Linked DNA regions of Homo sapiens: all the other regions are linked to region 4. The links are chromatin loops, found by intact Hi-C in ENCODE. Cell type or tissue: heart right ventricle. All regions are shown on one strand. Links, peaks and the distances in the headings refer to the core of each region. The heading gives the core; the rest is flanking DNA. Region 1 overlaps LOC105371882 (a long non-coding RNA gene). Region 2 has its middle 450 kb from the start of KCNJ2. Region 3 has its middle 380 kb from the start of KCNJ2. Region 4 has its middle 24 kb from the start of LINC01483.

The links. Hi-C counts contacts between places; a loop is a spot of excess contacts. Peaks named below come from ENCODE experiments on the same cell type or tissue, not always from the same donor. Only the 100,000 strongest peaks of a DNase experiment are listed, where the experiment ranks them.
Region 1: a loop joins it to region 4, with 10 times the contacts of the local background. A loop is called at or near these places in 76 of 110 quality-filtered maps.
Region 2: it touches region 4 in a loop (4-fold over the local background); 54 of 110 quality-filtered maps call a loop at or near these places.
Region 3: a loop joins it to region 4, with 5 times the contacts of the local background. A loop is called at or near these places in 61 of 110 quality-filtered maps.

The regions. Positions count from the first base shown.
Region 1 is chr17:70,142,213-70,147,175 of GRCh38, reverse strand. The region is part of intron 3 of LOC105371882 (a long non-coding RNA gene); the gene reads left to right. Among named protein-coding and RNA genes, the nearest start is that of KCNJ2-AS1, 25 kb to the left of the region's middle. In heart right ventricle, for the core only: a CTCF peak has its summit at 2,751 (motif pointing right); no DNase peak of the experiment used is centred there.
Region 2 is chr17:70,619,552-70,624,514 of GRCh38, reverse strand. No RefSeq gene overlaps it. Among named protein-coding and RNA genes, the nearest start is that of KCNJ2, 450 kb to the right of the region's middle. In heart right ventricle, for the core only: a CTCF peak has its summit at 1,918 (motif pointing right); a DNase peak (open chromatin) is centred at 1,934.
Region 3 is chr17:70,550,450-70,555,412 of GRCh38, reverse strand. No RefSeq gene overlaps it. Among named protein-coding and RNA genes, the nearest start is that of KCNJ2, 380 kb to the right of the region's middle. In heart right ventricle, for the core only: CTCF peaks have their summits at 2,581 and 2,786 (motif pointing right); no DNase peak of the experiment used is centred there; H3K4me3 peaks cover 483 bases.
Region 4 is chr17:69,567,313-69,572,275 of GRCh38, reverse strand. No RefSeq gene overlaps it. Among named protein-coding and RNA genes, the nearest start is that of LINC01483, 24 kb to the left of the region's middle. RefSeq lists an enhancer at 2,679-3,180. In heart right ventricle, for the core only: a CTCF peak has its summit at 3,070 (motif pointing left); a DNase peak (open chromatin) is centred at 2,967; H3K4me3 peaks cover 693 bases; H3K27ac peaks cover 586 bases.

The DNA of each region.
Region 1 (4,963 bases), core at 664-4,663, 570 kb before region 4:
TTTATTTCATTCCCCTTAATGGTACCTGACATTAAATTGCAGTCATACATTGCTGAGCAATGGTGACGTGTTGTCAGAAATGCATCATTAGGTGATTTTTGTCATTGTGAGAACCTCATAGAGTGTACTTGCTCAAAACTATTAATAGATGATATAGCCTACTATATACTCTGTGATATGGCCTGTTGCTTCTAGGCTACAAACCTATACAGCATGTTACTCTACTGAATACTGTAGGAGTTTGCAACACAATGGCAAGTATTTGTGCATCTCGATACAGAAAAAAAAACATTAAAAATATGGTTTTATAACCTTATGGGACTACCATTGTATGTGTGGTCCATTGATAATTAAACATCATTAGGCTTAGCAGGAGGAAATATATTTGTTTCTTTAATTTCTGTCTCTCCCACTATGTATATATAAATATATATGTATATTTGTATTTTATATTATATATATTGTATATATATTATATATACAATATATATATATTTATATATATTCAAGACAGAGTCTCACTCTGTTGCCCTGGCTGGAGTGCAGTGGCGCTATCTCAGCTCATTGCAACCTCCGCCTCTCAGGTTCGAGCGATTCTCCTGCCTCAGCTTCCCGAGTAGCTGGGATTACAGGCGTGTACCACCAAGCCAAGCTAATTTTCTTTGTACTTTTTAGTAGAGATGGAGTTTCACCATGTTGGCCAGGCTGGTCTCAAACTCCTGCCTTCAGGTGATCTACCCACCTTGGCCTCCCAAAGTGCTGGGATTACAGGCGTGAGCCACCGCGCCTAGCCACTCTCTCACTGTATTTTAAGTTTCATGAGGGAAGTATCTTTTTTTCTATTTAGTTCATTATTACCTTCAAAATGTCTACACATGATCTGACACATGGTATATATGAATGCATGAATTAATGAATTTTATAAAAATCGAGTACTTGTTGAAAATTGTTATGTCACTGGCTGCATTAATTTAAGAGAGAAAGAAATATAAAAGGAAGGAAGACAAAGAAAGAAAAAAGGAAGAAAGGAATAAAGAAGGAAGGAAAGAAAGAAGAGAAAGAGAAAAGAAAAGACAGACTACTAAAAAAGGCATGATTTACATTGGGAATTATTATTCATTGCAATGAACTGTGTGTAAGGATAGAGAAGATATGAATTCCTGTATCAGATCTACTAAATAATTATATGATTATAAGAAAGACACCTTCTTCTTTTGAGCGATTCATTGATAAAGTGGTTAGAAGAGGTACATGGGAGATTCATTTTTAAAATTCTGTGAGCTACATCTGTCACTTATTATACGTATAAATAAGGCAGTATTAGAGCAACTTATGATGGTACAGATTGGAATACTAAAAATGTATATATTTCACAGACAACAAAAATAAAAATAAACACCATATATTGGCCATTTACTCTGTGCTAGATTTTGTCTTAAGGGCTTTTACAATATGTCATGTTTCATTTAATTGTGAGAACAATTTTACGAGGTAAGTACTTTAACCCCTATTTAACAAGCAACTGAGGCTTAGATGCCTGAGGAGTTTCTCTAAGGCCACACCATTAGTAATCCATGGGGCTAGGATTCAAATCTAGATTACCTGACCACCTAGATTTCAATCTAAATTAAATGAGAGAGTGAAACAGACACAGAAAGAGACAGAGAAAGAGAGACTAATATGTAGAGAGTAAGATAAGTAGAAAAAAATCAGAGAAAAGAGAGAAATAGATACATATAAGGTCAAGAAACAAAGAAAACGGAGACAAAGAGGCAGAGAGATGGATGGAGATACTTAAAACCAATACTAGTACGGCAGTATATCTGTGAGAATGCATTATCTTATATACTACTTCTTTCTCTCTCTCTCTCTCTCTCTCCCCCTCCTCCACCCCCATTCTACACACACACACCGCAACATACACCCACAGACACTACTTATAATGACAGAATTATTGAGACTTTCTTGTTTTTAATATTTTTATCTTTAATTAAAAAGAAAAACTACAGCCTTAATCAAATAAGCACTGATGGTATAAGATGGTGGCCATTAAATGTCTGAATTTGTTACAAAATATATTATTTAGTTTCTAGCAGACAGTACTTTATGGGAAGGTGGCTAATCCTACCTTTCTCAGTTCATCACATCTGGATACTGACATAAGCAGGATTTAGAAAACAGAAAAATCCTTTAAACAAATATCACGATTCTTTGAAATGCATATAAATTATGAGATTATAATATACATATTTATAAAGCAAATATTCACTCATGCCATTAAAATCATGTTTATTAAGCTATACCTATACATGCATTAGCGTGATTATTTTAACACAATATTGGTAATCGATACCTACATTTTGGCTGCCTTCCCTTGCAATAAATAGAGTGTTGAATTATTTATTAGATGCTCAACGGATGTCATCCAGAGTTTCATGTCTATATTTGTAGATTGAGAATGGCAGTCTAAAGAAACTACAATTTTATCTTCTAAATATGTAATCCATGTTGAGGTAGCTGGGGGAAATCTAGCACATGGAATCTATACTTAGAACAATGTTATTTGTTGCTTTTCAGTGCCTGCTATTTTCTGACTTGAATGGTGTCCATTATATTTTGTTTATCGGTATTATTGACACCGAGCATTCCAAGTTATTTTTCCAAATATCATTCCATAGCAGTCGGGGATAAATTAAAACTTAATGGATTTACTTCATGGAAAAAACATGTGTTCTCTTGTGACCACAAGGTGGCACAATAGTGACCAAAAATACTCAGCCTCCTAATAGAATTGCAATTACCAGAGGCATTTACATAATTGTTATTATTAATCTTGTTATCACTACAATTATGACATTTCATAATTAAATATCACCCCAACCTTTGGGGAAAAGGCGAAGTGCTTTTGTTTAGTTTTTGTCTTCTTTCTGCCTGCAACATCATTAATATTTTTTTTTCCTCCAATCTCCAGCCCCACCAGGACAAGCAGGTCCACAGAGCTATCATTTTATGTATTATTCAAAGGTTTAAAACAAACAGTAATAACTTAAATAATAAGTTACACTTTTGAAGAAGGATAAACACAAAGTTATATTGTTCAATGGATCTAATGTTGCTCTCCATTCAGTCTTAGTTATTTCATGACCATGCTAACATTTATTTATAATATAAGAATAAAAATACCATTCCAGAAACTTCGGCTTACACTACAGGTTCAAATTTGTCCATTGAAAGTTGCTGTTTTTCTGCATTTCATGCCAGGCACAATATTGGGAAAAGAACCCAGAATAGCCCAGTGTGCCCTGCATTTATTTCATGATGGCTTTGTATTGAGAACAGGCCATCTCTCATCATGTTCAGGAGACTGGGAGACCACTGATGCCTGGGAATCTAGGTGTTGCAATGATGGTGAGCTACACTCATTGGAAAGGTATACAAGAGAAACCACCTTTTCCCCAAGTTAAAATGAAATACAGGCTAGCCAGGTACAGTTTGCCATTCGTCAGACAAATCACCCACCTGAAGATGCACTTCTTTTTATTTTTTATTTATTTATTTATTTGAGACAGAGACTCTCACTGTCACCCAGGCTGGAGTGCTGTGGCGCCATCTCGGCTCACTGCAAGCTCTACCTCCCCGGTTCACCCCACTCTCCTGCCTCAGCCTCCCCAGTAGCTGGGACTACAGGCGCCCGCCACCATGCCTGGCTAATTTTTTGTATTTTTAGTAGAGACGGGGTTTCACCATGTTAGCCAGGATGGTCTCGATCTCCTGACCTCGTGATCTGCCCTCCTAGGCCTCCCAGAGTGCTGGGATTACAGGCGTGAGCCACTGCGCCCGGCCCTGATGCACTCCTTTATAATAACATGAAGGGTTAGTAGCATCCCATAAATGAGCATTTTCCCCCAACTTCCCTAGATTAAGAATTCTGGCATTTTACAAAATAACATGTATGATGATGCCTTTTATTAGTTTATGTCATGAGCGTAAGGTGTCCCCATTAGAATTTTAGTGTTCTACTATGGTTATTACATTTTTCATTATGCTACTTGCTTCCTGCCATTACAATTGTAAAAGCAATATTTTATCTTTTTTGAAATCAAATTTTGTGGTGTTTTTAAATGGCTTCAATTTTCCTGTTTAAAATAGACCCAATTTTAGAAAAGGGCAGTAATAGCAGAACTGAAAACTAAATTCAACAAATATAACTTTAACTGAATTGTCAAATTATTATCATGGGATGTATAAAATGTACATCACAGTGAGTTGTACATTAAAGAAAGATTTTTAAAATTGCACAAAGTATTGTAAAATTGGAACTTTCCAGCTGAATTCAGATGGTACAGTACTTATGAGAATAGAAAATACTGCACTAAAATACATATGTATCTAACCCTGTTCAGTCTGCTATAACAGAATGCCATAAACTGGATGGCTTATCAACAACAGAAATTTAATTCTTAGAGTTCTGGAGACTTGACAGTCCAAGATCAAGGCAGATTCATTGTCTGGTGAGAGTCTACTTTCTGGGTCAGAGGCAGCACCTTCTCACTGTGTTTCCACAGGGTAGAAGGGGTGAGCGGTCTCACACAGGCCTCTTCTAAAAGGGCACTAATTTTTCTTATGAGGCCTCCACCCCCATAAGCTAATCACCTTCCAAAGGCCACACCTCTGGATACCATGGCCTTGGGGGCTTAGGATTTCAACATGGGAATTTGGAGGGGACAGAAACATTTAGACCATAGCAATGTGGCAATGAAATAAAAGCATTGTAAGCCAACAACAAAAAAATCAGGGCTACAAGTAGAGCGAGGAAAAATCAGCACATTTTGTGGCTGTAAAGAACCGTAAAGTAATTTAAAGAACATCCATGTCATCAATGTTCAGAAATAGTGGACCAAGGAGGTTAACTCCCCCAAAACCCACAGCTCATTAATGGCAGCCCTGAGGTGGAAATCAATTT
Region 2 (4,963 bases), core at 283-4,282, 1.1 Mb before region 4:
CATCCCCACTCCCATATTTCATGCTCCACACCCCACTTTCTAAGTACTAACCACTCCCATTCAAACTAATAACTGGAGGAAGACTCAAGCAGGAAAGAGGAAGTGCTGTGTCACTGTTGGCAATGGTGTGGCCAATTTCAACAGCCCAGCTAGGGAAGGGAAGAAAATTTAACATTAAGTCAATCCAGACATGTGAATGTTACAGATACCTGCACACTTCAGCTTCCAAGTTGAATCTGAGTTGTCATCTAAAGTAATGGGAGAAACTGTTCAATACCTCCAAGCAGGTAGAAACTCAAGGGCCCGCCCAACTCTCCATCTAGAGTCATGGGAAAGCGACGCCGCTGAATAGATTTTGAAAGGGAGGTTGGGAACGGAACTCAAGTTCCGTGTGTTTATAACTCATTGATCTTGCTTTCTCAACACATAAGTTACTTGACATTGGATGAGTTACTTGCTTTCTTAAGGTTTTAAGTATCCAGCTTTAAAAATGCATTAAACACACCTTGCCTCATTAGAATTGTAATGAATAAGATCATTTAGGTAAGCACGGCAAAGCACCATGAGCATTCGATCACTGTTAGCATCCTTCCCTCCCAAACATTTGCATTCCATTATTCATTGATCTAATAGTAACACTGAAGAATTGTTAGAAAGGTCAGTTTATTAGCTAAAAAAAAAAGTAAATAGAAGTTAATGCTTAGAAATGAGCTGAAGTTGAAAGGCATTTATCTCTGGTTATTAGGCAAATCACTTAATATTTCTCATGTCCAGTTTTGTGGGCTGGCAACCTGTGCTCAGTCCTCAGAAGGGCCCTGTGTCTAGTTTAATGCTCTCATGTTACTGTCTTGAAATTCTTGATAATTTAATCCTTCAACTTGTGTTCTGTAAGTAAAGTCTAATGGGACAATGGTGCCTATGTGTGAGCAGAGGAGATATGCACACTTTGAATGTTCCCTGTAGTTCCGTACTTCCCCATTGTCTTATAGCATTTGCAATGCTGCATGACACAAAATTCTAGTAGACTCACAATGCCTGAGGGTCTAGAAAGACTCAAGAGTACAGGTAAGCATGTACCATTCCCAAGGGAGTGAGCAGGGACTCTGACATCCCTAGAGTCCACATATTCCATTCAAACCTGAAGTTGCTTTCCGGTGGAGAAATAAGACAATGGCCTTCTGGGAAACATAGAGGAACAAGGAACCTATGATAGCCATTCTAACTCCTGTTACTTCCCTCCATGTGCCAGCCAGCCACTTAGGCTGGAAATGAAGACAACATTGGAATATAGGAGTAGCCATGGTCTCTTTACCTTTAAGTCCTTCTTTATTCACTAGTAAACTGAAGATAGAGAGGGTTGATGGGATGTATATGTTTCCGGAAGTAAAATACAAACAGAAGAGGTGGTTTTCTGCAGTGTTTTCACTCTTCTGATAAGAAGGAAATGGGTAGGCGTGTACGACCTACAAAATAGGAAGTGGATAGCATCAGTGACTCCGTGTAACCAACAAAATGCATTTACATTCATATTAAAAGCTGACATTTCACGACATAAAGATGAAAAGGGAAATTAATGCTAATAATTACATTTTAAAATTGTCTTTGCTTAGAATTACACTAAATCAATAACATGGAGCAAATAAAGACACCATGACTATTTCAGAGAATTCATGGAGAGAGAAAAAAGTTTCTGTTAGTACTTTTAATAACATCTTTTTCTGCTTTCTGAAACAGAGGTCCTTATTTTTGTTCTCTACTGGACCCCTGGTGTTTGTTCTCTTATGTATAAAATGAAGTATTTGTACAAGAATGCCTCTTAGGGTCCCCCATTCTATGCGGGGTTTCCACTAGAAAAATTGGCTTCCCCTCTGAATGACCACAACCCGCCGAAAGAAAGCAGCCCCTCTGTTGAGATGGCCAACAGATGGCGCCTTTGTGCTGAGAAAAAGGTACCCCTTCTTCGGGAAGTAGTAGCCTGACTCCTGGGTGCACAGTTTGGTTAGGGGAGCCCAAACTGCATTTTAAGCTTCCATTTGCTTCGTTGGCTGAGTGCCTTTATGCACAGCAAACTGCACAGCATTACATGGCAGTTTGGGTTCCATCCGTTCAAATATTTTCCTCTTACTATTGGCAACTTTGACTTTACCTCTTTAATTTCTACCCCTATTTTATGAATCACGGTTCAAAGAATGGCTGCTATAAACATGTGTTTTGTTTCCGTGCTAAAGAGAGAACAGAGCCAGGTTGAAACGATGCTTCTTGCATTGTCATCTGAGTTTTGGCAATTCTAGCTAGTCCTAGCTAGTCCAAGGGGTAGCTGGATGAAATGTTATTAACTTTTGGGGAAATAGTAGGAATTATATGAAAACATAACCCAGTTGACCTTTATTCTTTGCTGTGGGTGTTCTTTTTTGTTGTTTAGTTCAAAATAAAAATAAAAAAAATACTTCTTTGGAAGTATGTTTGAAACAGAAGGACTCTTTCGATGATAGCAGTTAAATATGTATCAGTGCCTTTCAAGTGGAAGATGAGAAAAAACACTGGGTCTCTTGATTTCATTAAAAATTCACTACGTTCGCTTTCAGGGCAGGTTTGTTGACTAATTAGATGCTCTCGACTCTAAACTATTACCTTCTGCCCTGGTATCTTGCTCTCCCCAGGGAAGTTTAATTTAAGTATATTGCTGGTCTTTGCTTTCCTCCCACACTGTTGTGAAGTGTTGCTATGAGGCAGCTGAACAGCTGCTGTGCCTTTCCCCAGAAGTGGCAGCATTCCAATAGTGGGCAAAGTGAGTTATGTAAAGACAGTTTTTCAGGGTTTCCTAGGAAACTAGTGATGGTGGTCCAGTTTGGATTTGACATGGAAACAAGAAGATTAAGTCTAACTTTGGAGGGGCCGGGGGTGGTGAGGGGCAGAACGCTCTGGAGGCTACTTCCACACTAGTTTGCTGCATTTTTATTTTGAAAGTATATAAGAAATTTGGCTTAGGAGGGCTGCGATAGTCTAAACAATAAAACAGCAGCCCTAGACTGAAGTTCATGACCTCACCCACGTCTTCACAGTGACCTAAACTGACTTAGTCCATTAGAAATGAGGGAGAAATTAAATCCGGCAGGTGTCCCCCACTGAATTAATAAAACCAAGCAAAATAGAGGTTCTAGCTACCATTTGATTATTCAAATATGTAAAATGCCAAACTGGGCTAATTCAGCCCTAATCTTCTTGTAATGAACTCATTCCATTTAACTACAATATAGAGAGAACTAACTTTGTACTTAGTACTGTGTTAGATTTTGAGAGAACAGAGAGATTATAATGAGAATATACCTTGTTAGAGCCCAAAGATTAGTGAAAGAAATAAGAGAAACTGAAACCATACTCTAATATAGTAAACAGCTCAGGAACATATGGGAACCAATCAGGAACTCTTTCTAATGAGGTTTCCCTGATTCTCACTGGATATTTCTGACACGTCGACTATAGCATGACACTTGTTGAATGCTGGAGAAGGCCAGCGCGGTGACTCATGCCTGTAATCCCAACACTTTGGGAGGCCAAGGGGGCAGATCACGAGGTCAGGAGATCGAGACCATCCTGGCTATCACGGTGAAACCCCATCTCTACTAAAAATACAAAATATTAGCTGGATGTGGTGGCGCATGCCTGTAGTCCCAGCTACTCGGGAGGCTGAGGCAGGAGAATCGCTTGAACCCTGGAGGTGGAGGTTGCAGTGAGCCGAGATTGTGCCACTGCACTCCAGCCTGGGCGACAGAGCGAGACTCCATCTCAAAAAAAAAGAAAAAGGCCGGAGAAAAGTCATTTAGAGTTGGTTCTAAAAATAACTATCTACATGATACCAAACAAAAAAAAAATGTCAAACAACCAGTTGCTTTGTTACATTATGCCCAATAATTCATGGTCCAAAATATATTTTGCTGAAGTGGCTCACCACAGATGGAATGGACTGTAAGTTTTGGAAGCACAAACATAACTAATAAGGCAGTCATGACTCTTTAAGAACCTTCTGTCTGAAGAAATGAACACTACCTAGAAACACTGCTGATAAAAAAGAAGGTTCAAAGAACTTCAGAAATGCACAAATATTAAATTTTTACAAAGTTATACGAATTTACAATTTATTGTCATTATCAATATTATATTCCAATTTGCTTCAGAGCACTTCTTATTACACTGAAGAGAAGAATTTATTTTGGCACCTGCCTCCAGTGACTGACAATTTGCTTTTGTAAATAATTCATGTATTCCTTTTTCAATATTTTAATAATTAAAATACAAACAAACCTTTATATATTCTTGTTTGATTTGACTTATTTGTTATTGTTCACTCCAAAAACAAAGAAGTAGACATTTCTAAAACAGAATTACTATTTGGCCCAGCAATCCCATTACTGTGTATGTACCCAAAGGAATATACCATAAAGACACATGCATGCATATGTTCATTGCAGCACTATTTACAATAGCATAGACATGGAATCAACCTAAATGCCCATCAGTGGAAGACTGGATTAAAAAATGTGGTGCATATACACTATAGAAAACTATGCCACCATAAAAAGAAATGAGATAATGTCTTTTGCAGAAACACGGATGGAGCTGGAGGCCATTAGCAAACTAACACAGGAACAGAAAACCAAACACCGAATGTTCTCACTTAAAAGTGGGAGCTAAATGAAGAGAACACATGGATGCAAACAGGCGAACAACAGACACTAGGGCCTACTTGAGGGTGGAGGGTGAGATGAGAGAGACAGAAAATAACCACTGGGTACTAGGTTTAGTACCTGGGTGACAAAATAATCTATACAACAAACCCTCATGACACAAGTTTACCTATATAACAAACCTGCACATGTATGCCTGAACCCAAAATAAAAGTTAAAAATAAATAAGTAGAATTTTTTTTTTTTTTTTTTGTGACTGAGTCTCGCTCTGTCACCCA
Region 3 (4,963 bases), core at 681-4,680, 980 kb before region 4:
ATTTCAAAGTCATTTTAGGATATTAGGGTGTTTTTAACAAGGTTCCACTAACTGTATTTTACGGAACCATTCACCTCTATAGTGATAATTCAACTTAATACAGTTCCTGGGATTTGCATAATACAAACTTTCTTATTTAAATGTAGAAAAAAATGAAAATAGAAAATACAAACAAATTTAAAAAACAAAAAATGTTTTAAAGATACCTTTTATTTTGCTCTGAATCTAAATTTTCTCCAATTTAACAACATCCTCCAACCCACCCACCACTCTTCCCACCACCAAATCAAAATCACCGTATGATTTGTTAGAAAATGAATTTTCAGAAAAATCTAGGCACAAAATATAAGACCTTTTCAGATTTCTCCTCCTTTGATTTATTCGTAAATATTTGTTAAACATATATTATGCTGTTTGCATTGTATGAATGTATATTCTAGCTTTACATATCTAGCTAAATAAAGATCTTGCTATAAATAAGGGGTTGTCAGAAGCTTTATGGAAAATGTTTATTTTGCAAAATCTACGTATAGATTTCAAAAAAAATTTTGCACCAAATAAACTTGTACCAATTTGTTACAATATGACTGAACAGGATCTAATTAGAGGCACTAAGAATTACAAAACATGAGTTTGAAATGATTCCCTATCAAAGCAATATGAATTCTTCCAAAATTGAAGCAAGAACAAACATCAAATTTATGGTAAAGCTTGGGCGAAAGAATGGCAAAATCATTGTCACTTTATGAAAAGTTTATGGAAACAATGTCCCAAATAAATCAGTAATTTATAAATGAGTAACTCACTTTAAATTGTCAATGAGATGATGTTGAAATGAGCCCAAAGGAGCAGACCATCGACATCAGTTTGCAAGAAAAAAATTAATTTTGTTTATGCCTTAATTGAAGAGAACCACCAATTAATAGCAGAACCAACAGCCAACACAATAGATATTTCAATTCGTTTAGTTTACACGGCTTTTTTCTTGCTTTTCTTTTTTTTTCTTTGAGACGGAGTTTCGCTCTTGTCGCCCAGGCTGGAGTGCAACCTCAGCTCACTGCAACTTCTGCCTCCCCAGTTCAAGTGCTTCTCCTGCCTCAGACTCCCGAGTAGCTGGGATTACAGGCACCCACCACCACATCCACCCTGATAATTTTTTGTATTTTTAGTAGAGATGGGGTTTGGCCATGTTGGGCAGGCTGGTCTCGAACTCCTGACCTCAGGTAAGCCACCTGCCTAGGCCTCCCAAAGTGCTGGGATTACAGGCGTGAGCCACACAATTTTGACTGAAAAATTAAAGGTGAGTAAACTTTCCCCTTGATAGGTGCAAAAACTGTTGTGCACAAATCAGCTGCAGACAAGAACAGAGCTTTCAATGAAAATTTTAAACAAATAGAATCAAGATCCTGAAGTATTCTTCAAAGAATTGTAACAGGAGAGGAAACATGGCTTTATTAGTGTGTCCTGCTGTCAAAGCACAATCAAAATAATGGCTCCCAAGAAATAGAAGTGGTCCAGTCATAGCCAAAGTAGACCAGCCAAGAGCAAAGATCATGACAACAGTTTTTTGAGATGCTTGAGGCATTTTGTTTGTTGATTTGCTGGAGGGCCAAAGAATAATAACATCTGCTTATGATAAGAGTGTTATGAGAAAGCCAAAGCTTTAGCAGAAAAACACACAGGAAAGCTTCACCAAAGAGTGCTTCTCCACCAGGACAATGCTCCTGCTCATCCCTCTAATAAACAAAGACAATTTTATGAGAGTTTTAATGGGAAATCATTAAGTATCCATGTTACAGTCCTAATCTGGATCCTTCTGACTTCTTTTTGTTTTCTGATCCTAAAACAAAAAATTTTAAGGTACCTATTTTTCTTCAGCTAATATGGAAAAAACACTGCATTGACATGGTTAAATTCCAAGGACCATCGGTTTTTTATAGGTGGACTAAATGGCAGGTATCATCACTTACAAAAGTGTCCTGAACTTGAGGAAGCTTATGTTGACAAAGCTTGTATTTTTAATTTTTATCTTTAATTCAATTTTTCTCTGAAATTTTTATCTAAGTCCTCTTGCATATGTCATACACATATATCTATAAGACTTAATCAGAACTCTAATTTTATGGAATCTAGGTCCTTAAAATCTGTTGCTTAAGGAACATCTAATCTTCATTGAAGTGCCCTTTTGTTCCTGGATTCCTGTTCTTTGTTAACAGTGTCAGTCACAACTATTTACACTTGATATAATTTAATGACAGTTTGCCATGAGAATGGCCAGGCTGTCTTTCTGTCTCCCAGACACAACAAAGAGGGAAACAGACAAGTTTGTTAGATCCTGGCCAGGCATCATTCAATGTATTACTGTGTGATCACCCTTTTAAAGTAATTGTGTGGTTTGAAGTTTCTTTTAGAAATTCCCCTTTGAGTGGCAAAAGGCTTTTCTATCAAAATACCAAGAAGGAGCAGGACCTCAGAGCCATCCCAAGTGGAGTCACTATCTTCCAAATCTCGGAAGTATTCTGACGACAGAGGCATAATGGAAAAGTTCCTGAAAAGTGATGGAGAAAAACCGGGAGAAAGCTGACTTCTCAAGCATTTGCAAAACTGATTAAATAAGGCTTTTTTTTTCTTTCTGATTCAGGGGCTGACACCTTTAACTAACGATAAGGGCATCTTGAATACAGCTCTGACAAATGACACTTAAGATCCCTGTTATTCCTGTAATTGGCATTCTATGATTTCTTCAACCTGTTTTCTTTAGTACGATTTTTAAAAAATGTAACCACCAGAGGGCGTAGGATATTACATTTCAAAGGGCTTAAATTTGTGTTTCAGCCACTAACTCCATCTCCCTAAGCACGCTTGAAAGGGGGAACCCTCTGCTATGCAATGGAGAGGGTTCTTCTTGCCCAGCCCTTCCATGCCAAACACAAGTCCTTCACCAAATCCGCTACCTCTTTAAAGATTCCATCAGCAACATCATGTCTGCTGTTTGCCAAAGAGGTTTTCTTACCAAATAGACTGAACTTTTTTTTTTTTTTTTTTTTACCTTCTACTTTCATTAAATTAAGCTATCCCTTATTCCTTGATTTGGGTCACCTAAAGTTCAAGGCAATAGTGAATTACTTCAGAGCTCTTTGGTTTGTATGCTTACACCAACAAGACATTCCTCTACCTAAAACTCAGGGAAAGCATTTGTAAAGCCATTTTGCCAGGTGCTCACTAACCACATTTCCCTGTTGCTTTATGAACATTCTCACCCAGCTCCTGTGTGTGTGCACGTGTGTATACAGCTTTACATTGGCTCATCACTTCTCTGTTAACCCTTCAGACTTAGTGCCCCAGGTCAAACTTAACAGCCTACATTTTGACAGATTTGAAAATTCTTATTTGCGTCGCTACATCACTCAAAAGTGACTCTCAACTCTTAGTTTCATATAATCTCCTCCAGAGCGTTGAATGCCTGTGTCTAGCAGACCTATGCCTTACTGAATTCATGTACCCTTACTAGGCAATGGGCTCTTTAAAAAGCTCAAATATGGCATGCAAGGTGGTGCTGCTGGTCTATGTTACTTTAAAACCTTTAAGTAATAATGCTTTGGTAAAGTGTCATAGGCAACTGTTTTGGGGCAAAGAAGAGCTTGAGTGACTTGACAGGCTTCTTCCTGTCTTATTTTGAAGGTACTCCTCCTTTAAATCATATTTACTATGTTACATTATTATGACGTTATCCAGGTTACGGTGGACATCATCCCTGTGTCTGCTGTCGGCATCAAGACCCACTACTCCCATTCTCCCTTGTAAGGAATGATGGCTTCTGCCTCTAATACCTTCTACTTCTCAGCACATCAATGCTCTGGAGGAGGACGGTACATTGATGATCCATGGGTTGCTGCTCCATGACACCTTATGGAGCAGTTGTGTCCAAATTCAGGGTACATTAGAATCATTTAGAGTACTTTTAAATATGTAGACAGCTGAGCCTAATTCAGTAATCCTGGGGAAGAGTTAAGGGCTCTGTATTTTCAACAGGCATACAAAAATTGTTATGACGTACTGTGGGAGACACTTTCTACTATTGTTATAATATCTATACCTGGTAACAGAGGCTCAATTAATAGGTTAAGAGCAGGGAGACATCAAGAACTTAAGGAAAATAGGCCCTGTCACTCTACTTTCAGAGGATGAATCATGACTGGCCTAAACCAGGGTACCATTTAGGGTAAGGGTAGCTACTATAACAGATGGACCCCTAAAATCTCCTTGAATTAACAAAATAAAAATTTCACTTACTCTTCACACAGCAACAAAAGCGGGTACTTGTCAGGTAATGCTCATGAACATCTTATGGCTCTCCACCTTCTCCCCTGGCCTCAGCTTTCTTCCAGCTTCCATACACACACACACACACACACTCACACACAGTGAGATACAGAGAGAGAGGGAACAAGGAAAAAGGGGACACCCACTCATTCACTGCTTCAGCCTGGAGAACCCAATAACTACCATGCATATTCTATTGGCAGCACCTAGTCACATGGCTCTACCTAGATTCAAGAAAGGCTTGGAGAGGGAGGAGCCAAGATGGCCGAATAGGAACAGCTCTGGTCTACAGCTCCCAGCGTGAGCGACGCAGAAGACGGGTGATTTCTGCATTTCCATCTGAGGTACCGGGTTCATCTCACTAGGGAGTGCCAGACAGTGGGCGCAGGCCAGTGTGTGCGCGCACCGTGCGCGAGCCGAAGCAGGGCGAGGCATTGCCTCACTCGGGAAGCTCAAGGGGTCAGGGAGTTCCCTTTCCGAGTCAAAGAAAGGGGTGACGGACGCACCTGGAAAATCGGGTCACTCCCACCCGAATATTGCGCTTTTCAGACCGGCTTAAGAAACGGCGCACCACGAGACTATATCCCACACCTGGCTCAGAGGGTCCTACGCCCACGGAATCTCGCTGATTGCTAGCACA
Region 4 (4,963 bases), core at 629-4,628:
TACCAAGTATAATATGACTTTTCATTTGCAAGTGTGTACCGCCCCAAGAAACATCATGGCGCCTTCTTCAAAGTACGCAGAGAGTACTCTTCAGATTGTAAGTCTGGCTCAAGAATAAAGAATGGAGAGATGTTCCTAGGCAAGTTGGAGGCTTCTAATCCCCACCCACACACTGCCACACCTTACCCCACATTCTGACACAGTCACCCAGACCCCTTGCTCTGTAGACAGACAAATTCACAGAAAGTCAGTATGTGCCTCAAGGCCCACCCTCAATAAGAACAAACGGGGTCCACTTAGAATTCTCCCCAAACCACAGCAATTTAATATCAAGGGCACCAAAGAGAAAAACAAGACAATTCCCATTTAGGACATAAATGAATACTACTGTTAAATATGATTTTTAAAGTCAACAGATAATTAAGAGGATATTTTAAGAACATTTGCCATTTAGATCTAACCTTTTGAAATTGGTGTCACAGTGGCCAAGTGCCAAGGGGCAGTCTCAGCAGCAGACTATTTACCAAGAGGGATCTTGCTCAGACTCTGTTTTACTCTGTGATGTTCACTGTATTACAGGAGTAAGTGAGGATCTGAGGATAGCTTTTTTTCATCTTGAGGGACCCCAAAGTTTCTATAAAAGAACGTGGGAAAATCCATAGGTACTAAAGGGAGTATCTTCTATCATTTCCATATTGTCAGTTGAAATAAGGAATAAGCATGTATATAGGTCAGCAGGCTTTTTCTTTGTAATTCTCTGCGGTCATCTCTCTTAGGGGCGTAACTACTGCTCTACAATAACAAAGAATTGGTGGATAATTAAGCTGCTTTACACAGAGAGGGTGTTTTTTGTTTTGTTTTCTTTTGTTTGTATGTTTGTATTTTTAATTTAAAAAGTGCATTCACAGCCAGGTGCGGTGGCTCATGTCTGTAATCCCAGCACTTTGGAAGGCCGAGGTGGGCGGATCACCTGAGGTCGGGAGATCGAGACTAGCCTGGCCAACATGATGAAATCCTGACTGTACTAAAAATACAAAAATTAGCTGGGTGTGGTGGCACATGCCTGTAATGCCAGCTACTCGGGAGGCTGAGGCATGAGGATCGCCTGAACCCGGGAAGTAAAGGTTGCAGCAAGCCGAGATCGCGCCACTGCACTCCAGCCTGGGTGACAGAGTGAGACTCTGTCTCAAAAATAATAATAATAAAATAATTAAAAGTGTATTCAGTGTGGTTTCTCAGTGCACATGGTGAGGACATGCTTCTGTAAGCCTGTTAAGTAAGAGTGCCTTCTCCAATTAAACATGCAAAGAAGGGTCTTTCCATTTCCATATTGAGAGAGAGCAAATAGAACAAATTCTATGCACTTAAATGATTATTTCAAGACTTAAAAACCTCGGGAACATTCTGATTCCAGACATCCATATAGCTCTTCACCATAGATGAGTCAACTCATTTCAACAATCACTTGCCCCCATAGACAAGGATGACACTCGATGATGTAGGAGATACACAAATAAGTGCTCATGAGTTTAAGGTATGTTGCCTTGGAGAGATTTTTCCAGGTGAGACTGATTTGGGTTTGAGACATGGGGGTAATACTTGCTTCCTCCATGATTACTAGAAAGTCTTTCCTCTCCTCCGTCCCCACACCCTGGTCTGATTAGTGCATGAGAAGACTCATGCGATCCTGCCTTGTGCTGGCCTAGTGGAACTTCTAACTCATTCCAAGATCTATTAGGTGACTTCAGGTGACTTTAGGAGTTACCAGGAAGAGGGGGAAAAATATGATGGTAGCCTACCTACACAGGTGTGGTTGAAAGTACCTGAGTCTGGGAGTCAGAAAAACGATAGGTTCAAATCCTAGCTTTTCCGTTTTATTTATATTAGGCAATCAGTCCTTTTGAACCTCAACTTCTCACCTATAAAAATGGAGAGAAATAAAACTGGTCTCTCACACTAGTTGTAAGAATTAAATGAAATTACATATAATCATTTAGTTACCAAGAAACAATACTGAGTAATACCACATGCCACTCATGTATGATAGTAATTTTATAACTGTTAATTCAATTCTTATCATATGTCAGCCACTGAGCTGGCATATATTATTTTACTTAATCTTTAAAGCAACCTATAGAATTAGCCTCATCTTACAAGTGAAGAAACTAAGACATCTAAAGGCGAAGAAATCTGCCCGAGCTTGTACAGTTTCACACCAAGAAAGCCTGACAATAAAATCCAGGTTCGACCAGTACCCTGGACTCTTCCCTGTGGAACAGTGCCTGATAATTGATAAGTGATTCATAAGTATTTACTGCTTCTGCAAGAGGGTCTGTTTCTTATTTTTAAAAGTTAAATCTAACTGATACTTTACCTATTGTTATTTGCCCCTGGAATACAGAGAAATCTTTATAGGAGAAGGAGGAAGAGGAATTTACAATCTGCTCCACTGGTAAGTATCATGAGCCACTGACAGGTTTTCGCCCTCCCTGGGTGCAAATCACAGTAGCCCTTCATAAGAAATACTTAGAAAGGGGCCGGGCACGTGGCTCAGGCCTGTAATCCCAGCACTTTGGGAGGCCGAGGCGGATGGATCACCTGAGGTCAGGAGTTCGAGAGCAGCCTGACCAACATGGTGAACCCTCCCCACGACTCTACTAAAAATACAAAAATTAGCTAGGCGTGATGGCGGGTGCCCGTAATCCCAGCTACTCCGGAGGCTGAGGCAGGCGAATCGCTTGAACCCGGGAGGCGGAGCTTGCAGTGAGCTGAGATCGCGCCACTGCACTCCAGCCTGGGTGAGGGAGCGAGACTCCATCTCAAAAAAAAAAAAAAAGAAGAAAAAGAAAAGAAATACTTAGAAAGTTGGTGTCTCATATATTATTCAGTTAGGAAGTATAGCGTCTCCCCTGCCGGCTTCACTGTATTGGTACTAGAAATGCCAGTGTTTGAAGACGGCTCAAACGCCAGGTACTTTAATTCGTTCTTTCGTTTGCCTTCGTAAGACACAGCGAAATGTTCCTGCGTCAGTGGATTCAGGGAATCCTGTGTGTTTTGCTGCCCCCTTGTGGCTATTTTAAATGTCTCTCAAGTGATTTATAACCTGGATTAAAATTTTCCAATTCAAACTCCTCACGGCGGAAGGTTAAGTATGCATTCTTGGTACCATTGCCTTTGATGTAAAACATGCACATACACTAGCACACTGAATTTTAATTTATCTCTGAATGATAGAGTTATGGCTAAATTCTCAACTGCACTTGAAAGAGATCTTTTAATTCAAACTTCCACAAGGTAGGATATTACTTGTCTCCAAAGTTTAATATTGGAGCTTGATCATTCACCATATTACCAACATAAATTGACCCCTGTATACAAAGGGACAGGAGGAAGATTGTAAACTTACCATTGTGTTACCTGCTTCCTAGAAAGATGTTAAACAATTTTAATACTTTAAATTGAGAGAGAAGAGAGAAGACCACACAAGACACAAGATACAGTCATTTTAAAAGGGTTTTTTCATCAATGCTGTGGAGATGCCAGAGATCGCAGCCACAGCTGAGAAGCGGATCAAGAAAGGAAAAAAATAAAACAGGAACCAAACTGATCAAAATATGCCTAACTTTTTAAGAGAAATATTTATTGGATAGTTTAAAATCAAGTTTGTTAATTTAAACATTTATCAACCCCTTCACTCCAGCTTTTCCGCGCTCATCAAAGAATTCCTACATAGGAGCCTTAACATTAAAGGGTTTTTTCCAAGAAATATGAAACAGATAAACTAATATTGTAAGGAACTACAATTATATACTATGAAACAATAATCAAACATTTGAAAAGAACTTTTTGCTGTTCCATTTTCTGTCAAAATTTACTCTCCTCCACTTCCACTTAAGTTAGTAAACTCTAAGTTTTGAAATAAATTGCCTTTGGATTAGCCAAAATGTTATAAAGTATAATTATTAAGGTGTTATATATTAACATACTTCATATATAACATATATGAAGTCTATATAATACCTCATATGCATTATATTATATAATAATATAATATATATCTTATATAGTATATATCATATATAATATAAACTTCCACAATGTAGAATATTTCTTTTCTCCGAAGTTTATTACTATATTATATATTGTTATATATTATATATAATAGCTCACATATAATACATTATATATGAAGTATATATTAATATATATCTATATATTTATGTCGTTATATATTATATATGAAGTATATAAATAATATATTCTATATGTAATATAGTTATATCATATATTATTTATATAACTAGTCTAATATATTAAATATTAAGCATATGTTAATATATTATGTTAAATAATATATATGATTATGATTATTAAATAGTATATTATATATTTAATACATTATAATATAGTATCACATAATATAAATTATTATATAAGGTATATGTGAAGTATATTATATATACCAAGTGTAATATACCTATATATTATATGTTAATTTATTAAGGTATAATTGTAAAACATTTAAGGAATGTAAGGTATATTTAATATGTAGTCAATGCATACAGAGACCTTGTTTTACTTTGTGGAAAAGTTGACACGGATGTTTGGGTATTAACAGGTTACAATCATTTAGTTACCTGGTCTGGATAGGAGATGGGGCACATTACTATAATTTGTAAATATTAGGGTACCCTTTATGAAAATTGCATTTCTTTTGATAGGAGTAAAGCAATAGATTTTATCCTTTAATTTTATTGGTTGCAAGGTTTCACTGCTATGGATCTTCTTGGGAAAATGTGCACACAATCATATACACGCAATTTTGCATTTAATTTTATGAGGCTCACAGCTCCTTAGAAGCCATCCGTGGGTCCTAGACACCCACGGCCACCTTGATCTGAATGCTATCCAGAGCTGTCCATTCAGCACCAGTGAGGCCGCTTGCATTGATGGAAAGAACACA